Linked DNA regions of Homo sapiens: region 2 is linked to region 1. A link is a loop called in an ENCODE intact Hi-C map of the cell type or tissue named here. Cell type or tissue: IMR-90. All regions are shown on one strand. Each heading gives the region's core, and the rest is flanking DNA. Links, peaks and the distances in the headings are about the cores only. Region 1 has its middle 13 kb from the start of LINC02622. Region 2 overlaps UNC5B (unc-5 netrin receptor B).

Region 1 (5,366 bases), core at 164-5,163:
CATCTCAGGTCCCCAGCTCCCTAGACCCCTCACCCTATCTCTGTCCACCCACAACCATGCTTGGGATTTCTTCTTCCCATACACACTTTCCTCAAAGGTCAGCTCATGCAAACGAGTGCCTGTGGCTACTCCTGCCCCACTGTCTAGCAGGTGCGGTGGGACTCTTGAGTCCCCTGGGACTTCATAGGAGGCTTTCCCCAGCTCCATCTCCTGCTCCCCTCCCCAAACACAGCAGCCACAATCAGGGGCAGCCCGCCGACCCTGCGAGCAACTATGACTCAAAACAACATTGCACAAATACAGTAACATTTCCAAAGCCATGGAATCTGGCCGTGTGACTAGCAGCTTAATGGCCTGACAGTGAGCACAGGGCTCCAACACGTGGGAGCGCCTATCAAGGGCTGAACCTCAGCAGTGCATATTTTACCTCAAAAAGAGGCGAGGCAGGCACTTGAGCCCTAGGGTTTAGGATCCACTTGGAGCCTTCTGCAACCAGAGAAGGGAAGGTCGTGCTCTAGGTTCAAGTTCTTTGCAGTCCAACCTCCAAGTCCCCACAGCCACCTCCTCCAGGCAGCCCACCCTCCTCTCTCTAAACCCCCAGTTACCTTTGTCCCCATTAGAGGCTGAGCTGGAGGCTTTGTTAATTCTTAAGGGCCTAGGGATCGAGACTGAGACCGTGCTGCCCCTGAAACTGGCTCAGGGGAGATTCACAGTGAATAATTCAACATGAGATCAAAAGCCACTACCTCCAGTAAGCAATCCTACCTCCCGTTGGAAAAGAAAGCCTTGCTTCTGTGATTTGAGAGAAAGACAGGGAGAGAGAGTCAAGGCAAAGAGATAAAGAGGCTTGGAGGCAGAGTAAGAAATAAATGTGGTGTCATCGCTCACTTACTTGTCCGTATCCCCAAAAGGCGTGTCATCTGTCTTGCTCTGCCCAGCACCCAGAACAGGAAGTGGCCCAGGGGGCCAATGAACATTTGTTAAATGAAAGAAGGAGAAAAATCATAAAGCAGGGAGTTCCATTCTCACCCACTCCCCACCTGCCTAGGCTACCTCAGCACCCACAACGACGGCCGAACCTCTGCCCAGCCAGAGAGTCATGCCAACCAGATACTCCCCCCACTCCTGGTCCTGGCAGCAGAGGGCCCAGCAGGAGCCCAGGAGGCTGGGGCAGCACCATGGCCCAGTCCTCTGGGTGGCTCTACACCACCCATGTGCAGAGAAAACAAAGCATGCACGTGGGCGTGTATGACTTATGGCTTTAATCTCCCTGATAGAAGGCCTTTAAAGATTATTTCAGGGATGAAAAATAATAATCCTGGGTAATGAATCACGGCCTTAAGAAGCTGATAAGCAGCAGGGAAGCTGGCCGGGCCTGAGTTCCTGATTTAATTAAAGTCTTACAGATACTCCCTGAAACAAAATCCGTCGTAGCCATCAAGGTGATAAAAAGACTGCAGGTTCCTTTAAACCAACTCACCTGCCTCATGAATCTTCTTCCTAGTGAAGACAGTGGATGAGGCCACGTCTTCCGGACCGGGCCTGCATCACTGCAGATGGTCTGCTGGGGACCCTGAGGGACAGAAAGTGCCTCATAAAGCCCAAGAGCCAGAGGCGGATGCCAGCCTGGAGGAGGCAGGGACCAAGCTCAGACAGGGAGCCGGACAACACTTGGGTTGCTTGCTAACTGTCTCTGGGACTCAGTTTCCACATCTAGCATCCAGCAGGAGGCGAGGCCAGCTGGTCTCTGGAAGCGTCCCAGAGCCAGACTTCTGGATTCAGAGCCTCATATTTTCCGAGAAGGTGAGGAGAGAGACAGATGATGTCTCCATGTGCTAGAAAGATCTCTCCTCTTCCCCGCTGATTTTCAGTGCCCCAGAATCCAGCTCCTGCCTCCCCATTTCCTTTCCCTGCCCTCCCCAGTCCTGCTCAGGCACGTGACTATCCTGATGAAGGCTCACTGCCAATGCTCCCAGGGACACTGAGCCACCCAGGCAGCCCTCTGGCTACCCTGGTCCAGTTGAGGGGTGGTGAGAGGAGTGCATGAGCCCAGGCAGAGTGCACCACAGAGGCTGAGCCAAGGGCAGGGCCCCCAGAGCAGGCAGGAGCTGTGGGTTCCGTCTGGCTCCACACCAGACTCACAAAGGCCTTGCAGAGACGCCGGATGGCTGGGAACTGGAAGGATGGAAATAGAGCCCAAGAGAACGTGAGGACAGTGGCGGTGGTCTCTGCATCCTCAGAGCCCAGCCAGTCCTGAGAGGGGAGTCAGACGGGTAGACGGGCAGGTGGACAGCATCCAGGGAGCTGACGTGAGCAGAGGCTGGTCCCCGCAGAGCTGTGCCAGCTCCCTCTCTGCCAGTCCTCGGCCTGACAGCCCGGGCTGGCAGGCACCTTGTGCTCAGGGTGGATGTGCGAGTGATTGGCCTCCTCCGATGGGGGCCAGTGGCATAGGGGCTGAGTTGCCAGATAAATTTGAATTTCAGATTAATGATGAATAATTTTTAGTACAATTATATCCCAAGTATTGCATTTATTTGCTAAATCTGGCATCCCTATGAAGAACGTCCCCTATGCCCCATGCCTGGCACAGAGCTGCCCCAGAGAAAGGCCCCACGCGGGCAGTGTGGACGGGCAGTGTGGACAGTGAGTTCTCATTCATGGCCTCGAGGCCCCTGGAGCCTCCAAGTGGACAGGAGCTGGTGGGATGGTAAGGAGCGAAGGCTCCTCCTGAAAACTGTAGGCTGGGATGGGGGTGGTCCTGAGCCCGGTCACCGCGCAGGAAAGTCCCCCTGACCCAGTCCCAGGGCTGAGGGTGGGGCTGCTGGGGGCCGGCTGCCACCCAGCGGCCAGAGTCGGAATGGCAGGTCGTGGCGCCCAGAGAAGATGGAGCACGTCAGCGCCCCCGCCACAAAACGGCCCATTTGGCAGGGTTAGAATTTTTACCCCACTTGAAACAAAAGGAAACTGAGGTTCAAGATCACCCCAAAACCTAAATTAATGTCGAGACCCTAGCTTGGGCACAGCCTAGTCCCCACCTCCAGCCCTCTCTCTCTCCTATTTGCAGTCACCAAGTGGGCCCCCAGGCCTGCCATGTCTTTCATGCCTGTCTTCCGCTCACCAACCTTCGATGGCTCCCTATTGCTGATAGAATGGAGCAACCCTTCCCTGTGCTGATACTCAGAGCCCTCTATGAAACAGCCCACACTTCACTGCCCAGACTTGCTACCTTTCCACCTTTCTAAGTCTCTTGTGCCCCCGCCTCCTGGAACCTCTCCCAGCCCTCATCTCTCTTGAGCTCCAGGCACCTGCCCCTGTGCCTTGTCCCCTTGATCTGCCCTGTGGCTGCTCCCCCTGTCTCCTATAGCCTTGAGCTCCTAAAGTCGAATGTCCTGGGTAGCAGGCCTCAAACATCTCTAAGCCCGTCTAACTTCATAGCTCTAAGTTTCATTATATGCACCAGTGACTCCAAAATGTATCCTTGACTTGGTAGACCCACGTCCTTAATGAGGTCCCTGCCTTCCTTCTGGAAGAAAACTCAGAAAGGGAGAGAGCTCTCCTGTTGTCTGGCGTCCTCCCCAGAGCCCACAATGGTCCCACAGTGGGTCATGCACCCAGCCCAGCCTTGCTGACTCAGGCAGGAGCAGTTGCGTCTTCTCTCTCCCACAGGAGTCCAGGAGGAGTCTGGCTCTGGACCTTCCAAGCCACCCCAGGCACTCGCTTTCAAAGGAGCTCCAAGTTTCTTGGTAGCTTCTAGTTCTCATTTATCAGAAGGAGAACTGAGGGCCTCTCTCCACCATTAAAGTCCTAAGAGGGGATTGGGACTGGAGTTTGTTCCTTGTCTACAGATGGACCTGGAACAAGTTCCTAGGGGAGCCCAGAACCCACAGATTATCTCAGAATATGCCTGTTATCTCATCACACATCGCTTAGCCCAGACTAGCCTAGAACTCACGCTTCAATACAAACCACACACTTAGCCAGCTCAGAGACACACGGTACCCCAGAATACCTGGGTTGGCTTGGAATACCTGCTAGCCCAGAGGTCAGTTCAAAACACACAAGTTAGCCCAGGTTAGTCCATAATGCATAGGTTTACTTGGTATACCCAGGATTGATTAAAACAAATAAATGATTTTTTAAAAATTTTTTAAACCCTCCCTCAAATGAAATCTTCCCCAGACCCAATGCATAAAACAGATGACATGGAGCTGCCTGGGTTGAAGGTGGATGGGGCCCAGGTAGTGGTGTGCTGCTGAATGTTCCACTCCCAGCTTCAGGAGAAAAGCTCTGGGTTGTAGCATCAGCCAATTTCTGTGGTGTAAATACTCCCTCCGCAGCCATTTCAGGTGCCAGCTGAGTCCCTGAGCTCAGAGCTGGGAAGAGATGTGCATAACGAACTCCACAAGCCAGGGAGCCAGCTCCAGCAGCCAGAGTGCCCATCCTGCGTCCTGGGCTCCTCTGGGGATCCATTCCCCAGAACCCCAAGGACCTCCAAGCTTGAGAACACAGGTCAAAGACACAGAGGCCAATCCAAGCCTGGAGCTTTCTGAAAACTGAAGGAACCCAGAAGAATGCTTCCTGACGTCCTTGGCAAGAGTGGGTAAAAGTAGGAAATAAAGTCAATGTGGAGATCGAGCCCCCAAATTTTCCACATGACTTCGACCAAGTTCTTTCTGCCCTCTGGGTCTCAGTCTCCCCATCTGTACAATGAGAGACCTAGGGCCACGAGCTTCAGGAAGCCCCACTCTGGCTGTGAGATCGGCCCCGCCTGCCTTTGTCACCTCCAGCCCTGCCCTGGCCTGGACTGGCACCCATCCCTGACAGAGCCCCGGGTGCTGAGTCACTCTGCCTCAACCCCTCATGTACCTGTTCCCAGCCAGCTGTCATCCGAGGAGTCTACAAAGTTAATTCACATGGGGGCATGTGTCCTCTGACCAGGGGGCTGAGTCCTGATGGTGCAGATGCAGCATCCTGCACAGAGCCTGGCTCCATAAACACGCTATGCCTGAATGACATGGCAGGCGGCTCCTCGCAGCAACCAAGAGCATTGGAAGAGCCCAATCAACACTTTTTTAATACTTAAAAAGAAAAATTGGCCAGCCGTGGTGGCTCACACCTGTAATCCCAGCACTTTGGGAGGCTGAGGCAGGCGGATCACCTGAGGTCAGGAGTTCAAGACCAGCCTAACCAACATGGAGAAACCCTGTCTCTACTAAAAATACAAAATTAGCTGGGCATGGTGGCCCATGCCTGTAATCCCAGCTACTCGGGGGGCTGAGGCTGGAGAATCTCTTGAACCCAGGAGGCAAAGGTTGTGGTGAGCCGAGATCAAGCCATTGCACTCTAGCCTAGGCAACAAGAGCAAA
Region 2 (5,366 bases), core at 64-5,063, 340 kb before region 1:
AGAGGAGGGGGTGGCTCCAACATTCCTGAGAGGGAGATTGTCACTATCCCTAGGGGAAGCCAGAGGAGTGCTGTGGCCCTTACCATGACTCTGAGCCTGGGCCCAGGCTGACCCAAGAGCCAACAGTCCTGGTTCCAAGCCTCACCCAGCACTGTGAGACCTTGGGAGGTTGTTTGACCTCTCAGAGCCTCAGTTTCCCCATCTATAAAGAAGTGACTAGCAGTTCCTGCTCTGTCAACTTTGGGGTATTGCTGTGAAAGGTCAACTGAGAAAACAGATGCAAATATCTTTCTTAACAAGCACTGTGGGCCGGGCGCGGCGGCTCACGCCTATAATCCCAGCACTTTGGAAGTCCAAGGCGGGCGGATCACCTGAGGTCAGGAGTTCGAGACAAGCCTGGATAACATGGCGAAAGCCTGTCTCTACTAAAAATACAAAAATTAGCTGGGTGTGGTGGCGGATGCCTGTAATCCCAGCTACTCGGGGGGCTGAGGCACAAGAATTGCTTAAACCTGGGAGGTGGAAGTTGCAGTGAGTGAGATCTCACTATTGCATTCCAGCCTGGGCAATGGAGCAAGACTCCATCTCAAAACAAACAAACAAACAAACAAACAAACAGGCAGTGCATGTGCCTGGGAGTGGCAGCAGGCAGGAGCTGTTCTCTAGCTGAACTGTGTGTGGGAGGTCAGAAGCCCCACAGACTGTTTCCTTGGCCTGGCACCATCTGAGCCCACGTAGACCAGACACAGAAAGTCAACGTTCAGAGAGCCTGGAGCCCTTGGAGCCCCGCGTTCTACCGGATCAGAGAGGGGAAGTGACTAATGCAACACCACACAGCAAATTAACAGCCAAGCTGGACCAGAGCCCAGTTGCTGATTCAGGACTGAGGAGGGACAGGGGGCCCAGAAAGACAGCACAGCCACGGCAGGGTTGTGGGTGAAGGCTTGGGCTCTGTGATTCCCATGCCTGGGATGGAAATTCCTGCTATCCATCTCAGCCGGGTCCACTTCCGGTCAGCCCTGTTGCCCAGGGCGGAGACCTCAGAGGGAGGCTGCTGTGGTCTGGTAGGGAAGGCCTTGAAACCCCCACCGCTGGCTTTTGTCCACAGGCCTGGGACCCCCAGGCTTCCACCAGGGGTGGGCATCTGTAGCCATGCAGGGCTGTGTGTCTCCAGGGCTGACTGGCTCAGGACAGGGAGGGGAGGAGTCAGGCGGGAGGTGAGGACAGAGAAACGCCCCACGCTGGGCACATTTATCATCAGCAATCACAGTCTTTCTCTAGCCCCTGGACACCGGCTAATTCTCCCCAGACTTGACCTCCCACTGCATGGAAAATCTCTCCCATTCACTGCGTGGCTGATGTGCTCAGTGGGGAGTGGGGAGAGTTGGGGGAGAGGAGCCAATTTATTATTATGTTTTAAAAACACACAACCTCACATGGAAGGACCCCTCCCTGGACACAAAGCTCTTCCTCCATCTGGCCCTGGCTCCTTGCGGCTGTGGGGTTCAGGCAGGGGCCCCCTCGGAGGCGGTCACAATGGCCGTTACCGATGACAAATGGGGGCTGGCGGGCTCGGGGGACGCCAAGTCATTCCTAACAAAGGTGGCTCCTCACGCAGCCCTCTTCCCACACCCTCTGCACCCATCTGTGCCCTGACATCACTTCCTCTGCTGTCACAGGAAGCGGCTTCGCCAAGGTGGCCAGCTGGGGCAGGGGCCTGCATCCTGAAGGGGGTGTCCATCTGCTCCTGTGAAACGTCTCCCTCGAAGGACTGTGAGGCAGGTGAAGAAGTGGATGGGAGGCTGGGGTCGAGGCCCCAGGGCAGGTGCAGTGCTGGGATGAGCCCGGGCCTGGCTATGGGGGCCACGCTGCTTACAGAGCTGGAAAGGGCACTAGAGTCACTGGGTCACTGGCCACCCTGACTTCCACCCCCAAGGCCCTCCCTCCAGACCCTTCCTCTGGCTTTGGGTTCCTTTGGCTCAGTCTTGGGGCTAATTTTTGGTTCCTTTTCCAAGTTTCAGGTCCGATGGGGTCACTGTGATGGAGGCCTGGGCCCTGAGGAGGGGATATTCTGTTTCCCCTTCTTCTCCCAGACAAGGAGCTCAAAGCCCTTTCATCCATGCTCCTGCAGATAATAAGCATATTCCCACCACCTGGCACTGAAAATCCTGTGTGTTCCAACGAGACAGCGCACATTATTGTCAACACAATGACCCTGCGAAGCTGTTCCATTTTACAGATGCGAAAACGAGGCAGAAGAGTGAAAGGGCGTGTTCGAGGTCACAGCCACCAAAACCCAGCAGGGACAGCTATTGTTCTGTCCTCTCAGGAGCTCCCTAGCTTGCTGGAGGGGACGGGGTCTCAGCTTCCTGACTCCAGCACTTGGCTTCCCTTGCTCTGTGGACCTGCCCCTCCCAAACCGAGATCCAGGAGTAAGGCCTGGGGCCAGCCTGGCCCCCCACTCAGTGACAGGTGGCAAGCCCCCTCAGACACACACATGCCCAGCCAGGTTACATCCACAGCTATCTCTGGGGACACCCTGAGAGCCCCACCCAGGCTGGGACCACAGTGCCTTTCTCAGGGTGGGCCTTTGTTAATGCTGCTGTCCCCCTAAGGCAATGGCAGGCTCCCCACCTGTGACTCAGACCTGCTATTTTATAGGTCACCTCTCCCTGACCCAGGGTTGGCATGGGGTGAGTTTGAGCTGCAATCTTAGACTCCGCCAAGCACCCAGTTGTTCAGGTCCCATCTGGGAGGATGCCTGGTGGCTCCCTTTCCTTCACCCCACTTCCAGTCCGTGCTGCTGGAGGGACCTGGTGCTGCTAGATGAACCTGGAAGATGTGCCTCACACTGCACGACCACCCCCACCACCCGCTGCAGTCTCCAAGCCCAGGTCTTCCCGCCTGGACCCTTCCTCTCTCTGGGCTCCCTACCTTTCCTTTTGCCCCTAAAATCCACTTTCCTCTTAACACCAGAGTGATCTCATAAGAGAGAAACCCTGCCCTCTAGTGGTGTACAGCCTCCTGCGGCTTCTCTGTGACCCTGGAGAAAGTCCTAAGCTACCCAGAACCCTCTAACTTCATGGACTCACCAGTCTTCCCTCCCTCCCTCCCTGCCTCCCACCCTCCCTCCCTCCCTCCCTCCCTCCCTCCCTTCCGCAGAGTCTCATTCTGTCACCCAGGCTGGAGTGCAGCGGCATGATCTCAGCTCACTGCAACCTCCGCCTCCTGGGTTCTCCTGCATCAGCCTCCCAAGTATCTGAGATTACAGGCACATACCACCACGCCCAGCTAATTTTTGTGTCTTTAGTAGACACGGGGTTTCACCATGTTGCCCAGGCTGGTCTCGAACTCCTGACCTCAGGTGATCCACCTGCCTTGGCTTCCCAAAGTGCTGGGATTACAGGCGTGAGCCACTGCACCCGGCCAACTCACCTATCTTTCACTGTGCTCCAAGCCCCACCAGGCGTGTTTTCCTGGGACATGCCTTGCTTGTTCTAGCCTCAGCGCCTCTGCTGGTCTCTTGTTTTGGAGCGCCTCCCCCAACCCCTCCCACACACACATATTCTCTTGGCTGACTCTTTGTCATTGAGATCCCAACTCAAATGCCACCTCTCCAGTGAGGCCTTCCCTGACCACCCAGTGAAAATGCACCATTCTCTTTCCTCCCTGTGCTATCTCCCCAATGCCTTTTTTTTTCTCTTGGCAGGCTCACCTCCCTCTGGAATGACCTGCTTTGTGTATGTGTTTGTAAGCTTGCTGTCTGTTTCTGGACAGAAAGGAACTTGCCTTTCTGGAAGGCAAGTTCCTTGAGGGCCTGGGAATCTTGTTTGCGGTGTAGATGGGCCCACTGGGGACACAGGACAAGCACTGGGGTGGCAGGTGGAGGGGGAGGGAGCAGTCAGAGGGGGTTTGGGCAGCAGGAGCGGGTAGGAGGGCTGACCTGGGCTACAGGAGCCCATCCCTTGGGAAATTCCATGCTGCAGGACTCCACTAACTGATGGAACTTCACAGACCATCTAATCACTGCCCTCAAGGATGGAGACCAGAGAGGGTGTGGTCTGGCTCCAGATCACACAGCACCTGAGCAGCAGAGCCAGAAAGAGAAACTGTGCACCAGACTCCCAGGAAAGGAGAAGTTGTGGGGGGGGGACTTCATTTTTCTAAACTTTTTTTTTAATTGAAAACAGATGTTTGGGTTTATTCTGATTACAAAGGTAGTAGCCTCACTGTAAACAATCTAGAAAAAAAAAAGATGAAAATAAAAGCCGCCCCATTCCCACCCCAGCTGAGTTACACTGGATGTTGATCCTCTCTGACTTTTTTAGATGCATGAATATTTAGTTACCTAAATCTGGTCTCACCATGTAAGTTGCATATCCCATGCTTTCCCTTAAAGGCTATTGACTGAGGACTTTTGAATCATAAGCAGAACACGCTGGGCATCTCTCTCTGTCTCCCCCCACCAGCCCCCGCACGGTCACACGTGTCAGACGGGTGAGGGCCAGCTGGGCTGCCTGCTCCTGCCACGCGTTTCAGGTTGCTGGAGGAGCTGAAGGACGCAGAGCTGGCACGGGGAGTGAGGCTGGCAATGCTGTCAAGTTGGCTGTGTGTTTGGGTTCTGGGCAGGAAGATGCCCAGTGTCCTGTCACTTTCTCCCAGAAAAGTCCAAAATGCCTTGGTACAGTCTTGGGTCTAGGGGCTGCCCGGACGAGGCCAGACAGGACAGTGCTTACATCCCCATGCCGCCCTGAAAGCCCAGGGTTAAGGCTGTTCTTAGAGCACCAAGGGCACACAAATTTCCCCCGTCTCCCTCAGCGCCACGCTCTAGAACCGAACAACCCTTCCTCGCAAAGGGGAGGCAACTGCCAAACACATTTCCAAGTGGAAAAACTGCTGCAGTCCTTGCCTGTTGCCTGCTGTCAGCACCACCACCAGGAGGCAGCTCAGATCCTGGGCTATGGGGCCTTCAAAACTGCATCCAAGCCCTTCACCTCCAGTCGGGGACCCTTCACCTCCAGCTGGGGACCCTTCATCTCCAGCTGGGGACCCTGAGGCCAGACAGGGGCAATGACTTGTGCAAGGGCAAACAAACAGTCTGTGGCTGCAGCGTCACTCCTATCTTGGCATCACACTGGCATAAAAGAAGTCACAGAAAGGACAGAGAAAAAGGAGTGGCCAGACTCTGGCCTTTGCCAATCTGTGAAATGGGCATGAGAAGGAGAGGGCAAATGGGCGAGATAAACAGAGGTAGAGATGGTGCCACGAGGAGAGGGAGAAAGAGCCCCTGAGAGCGCCTGGCAGTAAGGGGTGAATAGAAGGGGTCCTTGGAACTGGGTAGGGGTTTCCCCTTGGATTTTCCTGAA

Evidence for each region. Hi-C counts contacts between places; a loop is a spot of excess contacts. Peaks named below come from ENCODE experiments on the same cell type or tissue, not always from the same donor. Only the 100,000 strongest peaks of a DNase experiment are listed, where the experiment ranks them.
Region 2: it touches region 1 in a loop (6-fold over the local background); 20 of 110 quality-filtered maps call a loop at or near these places.

Annotation. Positions count from the first base shown.
Region 1 is chr10:70,923,333-70,928,698 of GRCh38, reverse strand. No RefSeq gene overlaps it. Among named protein-coding and RNA genes, the nearest start is that of LINC02622, 13 kb to the left of the region's middle. In IMR-90, for the core only: a CTCF peak has its summit at 2,845 (motif pointing left); no DNase peak of the experiment used is centred there; H3K27me3 peaks cover 2,478 bases.
Region 2 is chr10:71,268,130-71,273,495 of GRCh38, reverse strand. All of the region lies in intron 1 of UNC5B (unc-5 netrin receptor B), which reads right to left. Among named protein-coding and RNA genes, the nearest start is that of SLC29A3, 48 kb to the left of the region's middle. RefSeq lists enhancers at 2,053-2,772, 2,773-3,494, 3,370-3,664. In IMR-90, for the core only: CTCF peaks have their summits at 3,012 (motif pointing left) and 4,939 (motif pointing right); DNase peaks (open chromatin) are centred at 875, 3,035 and 4,925; H3K27ac peaks cover 818 bases.